3 separate regions of the Mus musculus genome follow, and regions 1 and 3 are each linked to region 2. Evidence: chromatin contacts called from ENCODE POLR2A ChIA-PET data. All regions are on one chromosome and are shown on one strand. Each heading gives the region's core, a stretch centred on a gene start or an enhancer-like site at or near the end of the contact. The rest is flanking DNA. Distances are from core to core; before and after follow the strand shown.

What was found. ChIA-PET counts read pairs that join two places held with the same protein, here RNA polymerase II (POLR2A).
Region 1: POLR2A ChIA-PET joins it to region 2 with 17 read pairs in embryonic stem cell. The contact joins the promoter of Eef2 here to the promoter of Pip5k1c in region 2. POLR2A ChIA-PET finds 5 or more read pairs at or near these places in 4 of 5 experiments (Patski and embryonic stem cell).
Region 3: POLR2A ChIA-PET joins it to region 2 with 29 read pairs in Patski. The contact joins the promoter of Fzr1 here to the promoter of Pip5k1c in region 2. POLR2A ChIA-PET finds 5 or more read pairs at or near these places in 4 of 5 experiments (Patski and embryonic stem cell).

Annotation. Positions count from the first base shown.
Region 1 is chr10:81,174,984-81,177,889 of GRCm38, forward strand. It overlaps Eef2 (eukaryotic translation elongation factor 2), which reads left to right and starts at 1,648. Exons shown (of 14, transcript NM_007907.2): 1 at 1,648-1,746; 2 at 2,682-2,896. The coding sequence starts at 1,744.
Region 2 is chr10:81,291,460-81,294,542 of GRCm38, forward strand. It overlaps Pip5k1c (phosphatidylinositol-4-phosphate 5-kinase, type 1 gamma), which reads left to right and starts at 1,504. Exons shown (of 18, transcript NM_008844.3): 1 at 1,504-1,693. The coding sequence starts at 1,600. It also overlaps a transcript of Tjp3 not described here.
Region 3 is chr10:81,376,866-81,379,695 of GRCm38, forward strand. It overlaps Fzr1 (fizzy and cell division cycle 20 related 1), which reads right to left and starts at 1,505. Exons shown (of 14, transcript NM_019757.1): 1 at 1,405-1,505.

The DNA of each region.
Region 1 (2,906 bases), core at 398-2,897, 120 kb before region 2:
GACACCTCCCCTCCTGTCCCTCCCAGCCTGGAAGGGTAAAATGTGTCCCTCGCTTTAACGGAGGAAGCTCGTAACAAGGTTTCTGGGGCGGGGGGTGGGGTGGGGTCGTCTGCACGAGTTGAACGCAGAAACAATGAGCATCTATTGTGTGCAGAAGGCTGCGCACCCAGGGTCAGGCGGGGACAGCCATGCTCACGGTCCTGCGATGCCTCCTGCTGGACACACGCGGCACTGTCAGCATCGAGGGCTCTCTTGAAAAACACACTTTCTCTTTGCTTTGTTCAGATAGTGGCTGGAGCCAAGGCTACGAGTTATGGGCTACTGAATGAAACCTTGTCTAAATGTGCAAAAATTTAGGAGACAAGTGACAAAATCCAAGAAAGGACAGGTTTGGCAATGTTTTGTTTTTGAAACAAGGTCTCCTGTAGCCCAGGATGTCATTAGAATTCACTGTGTAAGTTAAGGAAGGATGGCCTTGAATTCCTGATCTCCCTGCAGAGATCAGACCCTGCCTCCATCTGCCAAGTCCTGGAATGACAGCTGGCTGCCACCCGCCTAGCTCCACGTGCTGATCTATCTATCTTTTTTGTTGTTTTTTTGTTTTGTTTCGTTTTTTTTTTTTTTTTTTTTTTTTTTTTTTTTTTTTTTGAGACAGGGTTTCTCTGTGTAGCCCTGGCTGTCCTGGAACTCACTCTGTAGACCAGCCTGGCCTCGAACTCAGAAATTGGCCTGCCTCTGTCTCTGCTGGGATTAAAGGCATGCACCACCAACGCCCCGCCTTTTTGTTTGTTTTTAAGATAGGGTTTCTTGATTTAGCCTTGTCTGTCATGGAACTCACTCTGTAGACCAGGTTAGCCTTGAACAAAGATCTCCTGTCTTTGCCTTCTAAATGCTGGGATTAAAGGCGTGCACCACTACTGTCTGCCTTTTGTTTTGGTTTTATCATAATTGTTGCATTTTTGCCCGCAGGAGGATCAGGAATTCAAGGACAACCTCTACAGCCAACCCAGTTGAGGGCCAGCCTGTTCTATCGAGATCCTGTCTCCGGACAAAAAAAGTTTCATGAGAGCGTGGTGTGTTGGCACAGTCTTTTAGTCCGAGCACTGACGCAGTAGATTAAGGCAGATCTTCATGATTTGGTGCGGTCCTGGGCTGCATCCAAAGACCTTGTTTCCAAAACAAACAAACGAAAAAGTGTAATAAAAATACAAGCAAGGTTTTGCAGAAATAAATCTGTGGCCTCAAGGGTCCCTTTCTCCAGCTTTTCCCAGAGGTGTCAAATTACATAACAGTCTCAAACCCAGGAAATTGAACTTTGGCACAACCCACTGACCGGTCCGAATTTCAAAGTCTTTTTCCTATTGACCTACAAGGTTTTCAAGAATCATGTTGTAAGCAACTGTGTTCTGAGGAATCTATGTTTAAAAACCCATCCGTGGATCTTGGCCCAGGGTCCAGAGACTGAGCTAGCCACGCCCCGGCCGCGCCGCAGCCACTCCCACGGCAGTTCAAGTGTTAAGTCCCAAAGACCGCGCTCTGTGCATGCGCAGACCCGTCCACAGCTGGCTCCTAGCCAACCCGGCCGGACGAGCACCCGGCGCCGTCACGTGACGCACCCAACCGGCGTCGACCTATAAAAGGCCGGGCGTTGACGTCAGCGGTCTCTTCCGCCGCAGCCGCCGCCATCGTCGGCGCGCTTCCCTGTTCACCTCTGACTCTGAGAATCCGTCGCCATCCGCCACCATGGTGAGTCTCCTCGGCTCCGCTAGACTCGGGGACCGAGACGAATCTCTGGGGCAGCGGGACGTGGCTGTAGCGGGACGCTGAGAGGGACGGGAGGAAGAGACATGGCTGCCCTGGCCCGGGCGGCAGGACGTGGTCGGGCCGCGGCGCCATATCTGCGCGTCCCTGAGGGCCTTGGGAGTGTCAACTGCCGAGGTCGGGGTGTTTTCTTGAAGTCCTTCAACTCCCCGCGGCCGCCGGGGTGACTGCGGGAGGGGTTGTGCTTGGTGATGTGGCAGCGGGCAAAGCGCCGTCCCCGCGCCCCTGGTGACGGGCGGAGGGTGTCCTCGGGAGGTGACAGCCTGTAGGGCTGGCTTCCTTGGACACCTCCAGTGGGCTGAACGCCTTCCGGGCCCTTTCCGGTAGCCCCCGTCTCTGTTTTCTATCTGAGTTCACACGTGAGCACCGGTCCCCATAATCTAAGAAAGTGGCTCACTGGGCCTAGTGGCGCATTGTGGCCTTTGATCCGGGCTTTGACCTTGGCGCACAGCACCCAGTGGTTTGGGGAAGAGGTGTGTGTAGCAGAGGAGGTTTTTTCGTGCTTTGGTCCCAATCAATCCGGCATCTTTGCAGTGCCGAGGTGGCCGTGCACCTTGGCTTTGAATTCTTGTGCTGAGGTTATGTGACTTGAGCCTCAAGATAGGGTCTTCTAGCACAGGCTTGCTCTTAAGTGTCGCAGTTGTCGGTTTCGGCGTTTGTTTAGAGCTGTGGACACATCTGTGAACTTTTGATGCTTATTTCAGAGGTCCTGGGTTGTACGTTTGAGTCACACTGTGAGCTCAGCTCCAATCTTGGGCCGACATCTGGTTCCTGCCCCTGCTGTGGGGTGCTATTGACCCACCGATGCCTGCCAAGTTGGGTTCCCAGAATCAGCCTGGCTGCCCATCCCCCCACCACAGGTGAACTTCACAGTAGATCAGATCCGTGCCATCATGGACAAGAAAGCCAACATCCGGAACATGTCAGTCATCGCCCATGTGGACCACGGCAAGTCCACGCTGACCGACTCCCTTGTGTGCAAGGCTGGCATCATTGCCTCTGCCCGAGCTGGGGAGACGCGCTTCACTGACACTCGCAAGGATGAGCAGGAGCGCTGCATCACAATCAAATCCACGTGAGTGAGG
Region 2 (3,083 bases), core at 254-2,753:
TTACCCGCTGTCAAGCTTCCAGCTTTCATCACAAGGGGGGACACTGGAATAATCAAAACTCTCATGGAGCCACAGCCCAGCTCATTACTATGGGATTCTAGGCGGGAACTCCACCCCTGACTACGTCCCCAGCCCCCTCACTGGGGAATTGTAGGCCATACCACACCTTTTAGCCACACCCAAGATCATTATCTACTCTATTGGCATTGACTTCCCTGTCTGTACACCTGACCCCTTGTGACTTTCCAGTTTCAGACTTTATTTTTGGTTTTTTGGTTTTTTTTTTTTTTTTGAACTTTGCTTCCTCTTAATTCGAGCACTCCTGACCTAGTTCCTTCCTGTGATGCCCAAAGAGATCTCAGCTTTTATCAGGTGTCCATATCGCTGGAGGAGTTGGTGACCCCATCTTAGTTCCTGCGGCAAGAAGACTTCAGATTCAGGCTTCTAACCCGCTTTCAGAAGGTGCTGTTACTGGGCTCCAGTGACCACACTTTGGAAGCCCAGGCTTAAGTCAAGTTCTGTCCACACCACACACCAAAGCGCTCTTTCTGATGCAATTGTCTTAACGGATGGTCCACGCCTGTCCTAGCAAGGAGGAAGCTCAGACTGGAGTGTCTGTCTCAAAAACACAACAAACAATATATATTACATACATCTTATTATTTTGCAATATGACATATGCTTATTTTTATTGATAACTTATGTTGTAAAGCGATAAAATGACAGTAGTAAAATACACTTCTAATATATGTAATAAATTTCTTTAACGCCCACACTCCTATAGCCCAGGTTGGTCTCTTTAAATCAATATATAGCTGAGGATAACTCAGACCCAGCACTGGGGAGGCAGAGGCAGGAGGATTTCTGAGTTCTTGGATCTCGTAGACTAGGCTGGCCTCAAACTTGGAGATGCACCTGCCTCTGCCTCCAGAGTGCTGGGATTAAAGCTGTGTGCCACCACTGCCCAGTTGTGGGTTTTTTGTTGGTTTTAGTTTTGGGGTTTTGTTTTTTCAAAGATAGGGTCCCACCTATGTAGCCCTGGCTAGGCTGGAACTTGCTATGTAGACCAGGCTAGTCTTAGATTAGCTTGCCTCTGCCTCCGTGTAGTGTCCGCCTAGGGTGCCCCTGAGCCTCATGTCTAGGCTCTGCCCCTTGATATCCGATTGGCTGTAGTAGACTCTAGACCACGCCCCATCTCGGTCCCCTGCAGACGCTCTGGTTTGTTTGAGCTGGTCTGTTCATCCCTCTATGGACGCTTGGAGGCGCTGGTGAGTCGTACTTCACTTTAGCTCCACCCCTGCTACCTAATTGGTCAGGTTCCTCACTTTGCTGAGGCCCCGCCTTCCGCCCCCATACCGCACGTGAACACGTTTCTTCCTGCACCGGACGCCGGAGGGCGCTCGCAACTCCCTTGAGTGTGTGCCGCCCTAAGCCCAGTCCTTATATCCAATTGGTTAGGAGCTTCGCGTCGACGCCAGGCTCCGCCCGGGCCCCGCCCCCTCCCTCCGCCCTGTAGTGCAGGCGGCGCTTGTTGTTCAGCGGCGGCGGCCGAGCTCGGGTGCATCCTCGGGCCCGCCGCCGCCGCCGGAGCGTTCGGCCATGGAGCTAGAGGTGCCGGACGAGGCGGAGAGCGCCGAAGCGGGGGCCGTGACGGCGGAAGCGGCCTGGTCTGCGGAGAGTGGGGCGGCGGCAGGTAATGCGATCCCCCTGGTCGTTGCGATGGGCTCGCCCCTCTCCCCCGCCGTGGCGCGTGGTCTCGACCGCCTGCTTCGCGCTGCGGTGCGGCCTGCCGGGCTGATCCATTCTCAAGCGCGGCACGGGGGTTCACGCGCTCTCCCATTGCGTGTGCGGGGGAGGGGGCATCAGCGTTCCGGCCGGGGAGGCTGCACCGCCCCACCCGGGGATGCGGGGCTTGCAGCGCTCGGCCCATTTTAGGGTCCTTGGGTGACACGGTGGAGCTGCAGGCGGGCGTGGGTGCGGCTCTTTATCCTGGCAGCGTGTGCATGCAGCGAGCCTCTTTTAGATGCATGCGGTAGCAGTGAAGCGGTCCTCCGGTTTGGAGATAGAGGGAACCCGTTTTCTTGCTGCAGGGGATAGAGACAAGCAAGTCATATCTGCCCCTTTGAGTGTGTGGCGAGTGGCTTCTCCACAGTGTGTGGGAATGCTGGAGCACCCTCATTCTAATGGGGGACCCCACTTGCGGACACTGCCTGGCAAAGAAGGGCGAGTGTGTCCTCCATGCGACCCCCTTTGCTGGGCTGTCAATCTTGCAACTGTCACCTTCTGGTCCCTCCCTGCTACACATCACTGATCACCGATATGTTGGCCTCAGTTTACCTCCCTCTAAAATTCGGGCTGGGGAAGGATAAAGGAATGATGTTGAGGTGTCTTCTCTGTCCTGGCTGGGTGAGCAGATGACCCGTCAATCCCCCAACCTCCCAGTCCCTTCTCCCTGGACCCTGTGGGGCCACCCAGCTTCCTGGTGTCCCCTTCCTTGTCAAGAGCAGCATCTCTGGGTTTGCAGTCTGTATGCAGGGCGGTCGGGATGCACAGCTGAAAGAGAACAGAACACTCCCTTCTCCATGGAGGTCACAGGAACTTTCTGGATTCACAGAACTCTAGGCTCCCTCAGTAGTGCTCTGTGGCTGACAGCTGAGTTAGGTCTCTGTGGGCTCACTTAGGCTTCCAAGGTTCTCCCTCGCTGTCCTCATGGAAGACCAGGAGGGAAGGAGGAGCCAGGGAGCCAGGGGTCTTCAACCCCAGGCGCTCAGCTTTTTTTTTCTATGCCATTGGGAACCTGGTAGCTAACCTGCTTCTAGCCTCCAGCCACCTGCCCTTCTGGGCTTGTCACCTGGTGTCCCATGCCATGCTGGAGAAATTGTGCAGGGGACAGCAGGGCCCTTAGTGGCCATAAACCTGATTGCTCCGGGCACTCAGTTCCCACGACAGAGTCCACAAACATTGTCCCTGTATGGAGCCTTTCGTCACAGGGGGGGGTAGGGGGGCCGACAAACTAGCTGGAGCAGACAGGGTCTGTCACCGAACTCTGGACAAACCTGTGCCTGACTGACCCCCAGGGGCTG
Region 3 (2,830 bases), core at 255-2,754, 85 kb after region 2:
GAAGCAAAGAGACCCTTGAACCACAAAACATGGGCTAAACTCCTCAAGTACCAAATCCACACTTGAGAACTCCATTAATCTTTACAACACATGCCATCCCAGCCCCATGAGAGCTAGAGCCACCAACTCCCTTTCTTTCTAAGCCCTGATCCCGAGAGCCAGAGGTGGTGTCTGTTCTGGGTGAATCTTCACTGGGGAATCACCCTCATTCAAACAGCAGGAAGGAGCTAGGACTGGGACTCAGCAGCCAGAGGAATGAGGTCATCTCTCAGACAGGACGGGTAGGGGGCGTGCTTCCCACCAGGTGTTCTCAACAAGGAGTGCATCCCACCAGGTGCTCTCAATTAGCAGAGAATTTAGGGGAGCGGGGTAGGAAGGTAATGCCTATACAGAGGTTGGTGTCAGGCTTACAGCTGGAGACAAGTGAAGTTGGTGGGGTGATTTAAGGGCTTTGTAGGGGACAATGGCTTTGGATCAGGGATAGAGGATGGAAGGACCTGGACTTGCATTTGAAGACACAGAGTGGAGGTTCAGATCTGAGAGGGTACGTGGTGGATTTGGGGACACAGAATGTCTGTGGTTTCTGGCCATGTCTCCCCTGAGATGAGACACCTGGTTGTTGGCTGAACCACTGGGTGTTTACGGCAAATTTAGTTCACAATCCTTCCCACCTGGGGAATGCCAGATTTGAGACTCCTGGACTCTGGAGGTTGACTCAGATCCCAGTTTGGATGTAGGGAGCATCTGAGGCAGGGGGATTTACATTTGGAAGTCAACAGGGTGCAGATGAATGGTTTGCAGTTGAGTCTTGAGTGATCAGCATGAGACAGAATGCTCTAAATTTAAGGGAACATAGCTCAAAAGAATACAGAGTGTTGGTGACAGGGCGAGGTCATTGGGGACAGACCGTCTGAGATCTGACTCAGGACCTCACCTGAATTGGGTGGTTTTGGTGGAAGTAGTAAAGGGTGACCTGAATTTGGGGGCGCAAGGAGCCTGACCTAGGGTTCTGAGCTGCAACATGTGGAATGCCTGGATTTGGACATTAGCCGTGCTCTGAACAAGGCTCTGGGCGATGATTGCTGTGATGGACAGAGCGAGGTCAAGGCGAGGTTGCCGGGTGAGGGGACTCAGGGTTGGGGTGACTCAGGGCCTCATCTGGGAAGCTGGTTTGCATTCTGGGGTTCGGGGGAACAAGACGGGTGGTGCCCTGGATTCGAGGGGAGCAACTATCAGAGCAGAGCTCTGGGGATGGAGGACTCTGACAGACTCAGAGAGCTGGCGGGGTCGGGGCCGGTACTGGAGGTCGCTGGGATGTGGGGTTCAGGATCAGGCCGCACTGGAGCCCCAGAGAAGGAAGGGGTCGGCTGGGGGGGCGGGTCCCCGAGTCACCCGTGTCCTCACCTGCCTCGCTCCGGTCGCCAGCCGGCACCCGCCGGTTCCCGCCGGTCCCAGGAACACGCCGCGCCTGTTCGAGGCCCCGCCGTTGCGACAGGCCCCGCCGCCGCTGCTCACGGGAATCCCCCGGCCTCCGCGGTAGCTAATATGGCGGAACTCAGTGGCAACCCGACTCCCTCCCCCAATCTGTCCCGCAGGCCGCGCGCGCGCCCGCGACCGGCCCCGCCGCCCAGCGCATCACCGCGCCTAGGCCACGCCCCCTAGGTCCTCCCCCCCAACGCCGCCAAGGTTTTCCGTGGGCAAGCCACGCCCTCAGCCACGCTCACGGCCCACACGCACGGATCTCTCCGCCAACCCCCTGTGGCCTGTGCTGAAGCCACGCCCCTCGAGTTACCAACGCCTCTCCTAGGCCACGCCCCCACACCGCCTCTTTCCCTGTCCCTTGCGGGCACGCCCCCTAGACACTCCCACTCTGTGCCGTGCTCGCGTCCACCCCAAACAGCTGCGCCTGCGCGCCCCAGCGCGGAGCAGCTCGGGAGTATGGGACGTCCTTCAGGATTTAAATCAATACAGGAAGCGAGACGGCACTTGTTGCCCGGGGCAACCGTGTTGGGATGAGCAGTCGGGGAAGACCACGGCTGAATGGGGGGGGGGGACGACTAGAACAGGAGTAACTAGGCGCGGAGGAAGGCGTGGCTCCTGTTTGTGGAAGAAGTGGGGCGCTTCCCCCTGAAGCTATGATTCACTCAACAGTTAAGTGACTACCCCACGGATGGCGCTCGGCGCGCGGACGCTGCTGGTTACTCACTGTGCGTTTATTGTTTTCAATTTTCGAGCTACCTTTTTCTCTCTAGCCAGGCTAGCCTCGAGCTGGAAGCAATTCTCCAGCCTCAACTTCTGCATTGTTAGAACGACTGTTAGACACCTGCCCCCCCAAAATATTTATCGTGTCCCTGAGTACTCACTCCCAGAAGCCCCAAGTGATGACAGCTGGAAATAAACCTCAAGAGGGTCCAGGTTCAAAACCATACATGTTGGGCCCATCACAATGGCTCAAAAGGTAGGGTGATTGCAGCTAAGCCAGCTGGAGCCCACCTTATACCCAGGATCACTTGGTAGAGGGCGAGAACCAACTCCTGCAAGGTGTAACTCTGACCATCCCATGGGCACACCTGTGCCAGCCCCTGGGTAAATGACACTAAACAAATTAAGAACACAGACTGTTCTTCCAAGAGGTCCTGAGTTCAATTCCCACATGGTGGCTCACAACCATCTGTAATGGGATCCGATGTCCTCTTCTGGTGTGTCTGAAGATAGCGACAGTGTACTTACATAAAACACGTAAATAAATCTTAAAAAACAAAACAAAACACCAAAAAAAAAAAAAAACCCAAATAGGGTTGGGTTTTGTTGTGTTGTTTGGCCTTCTGTT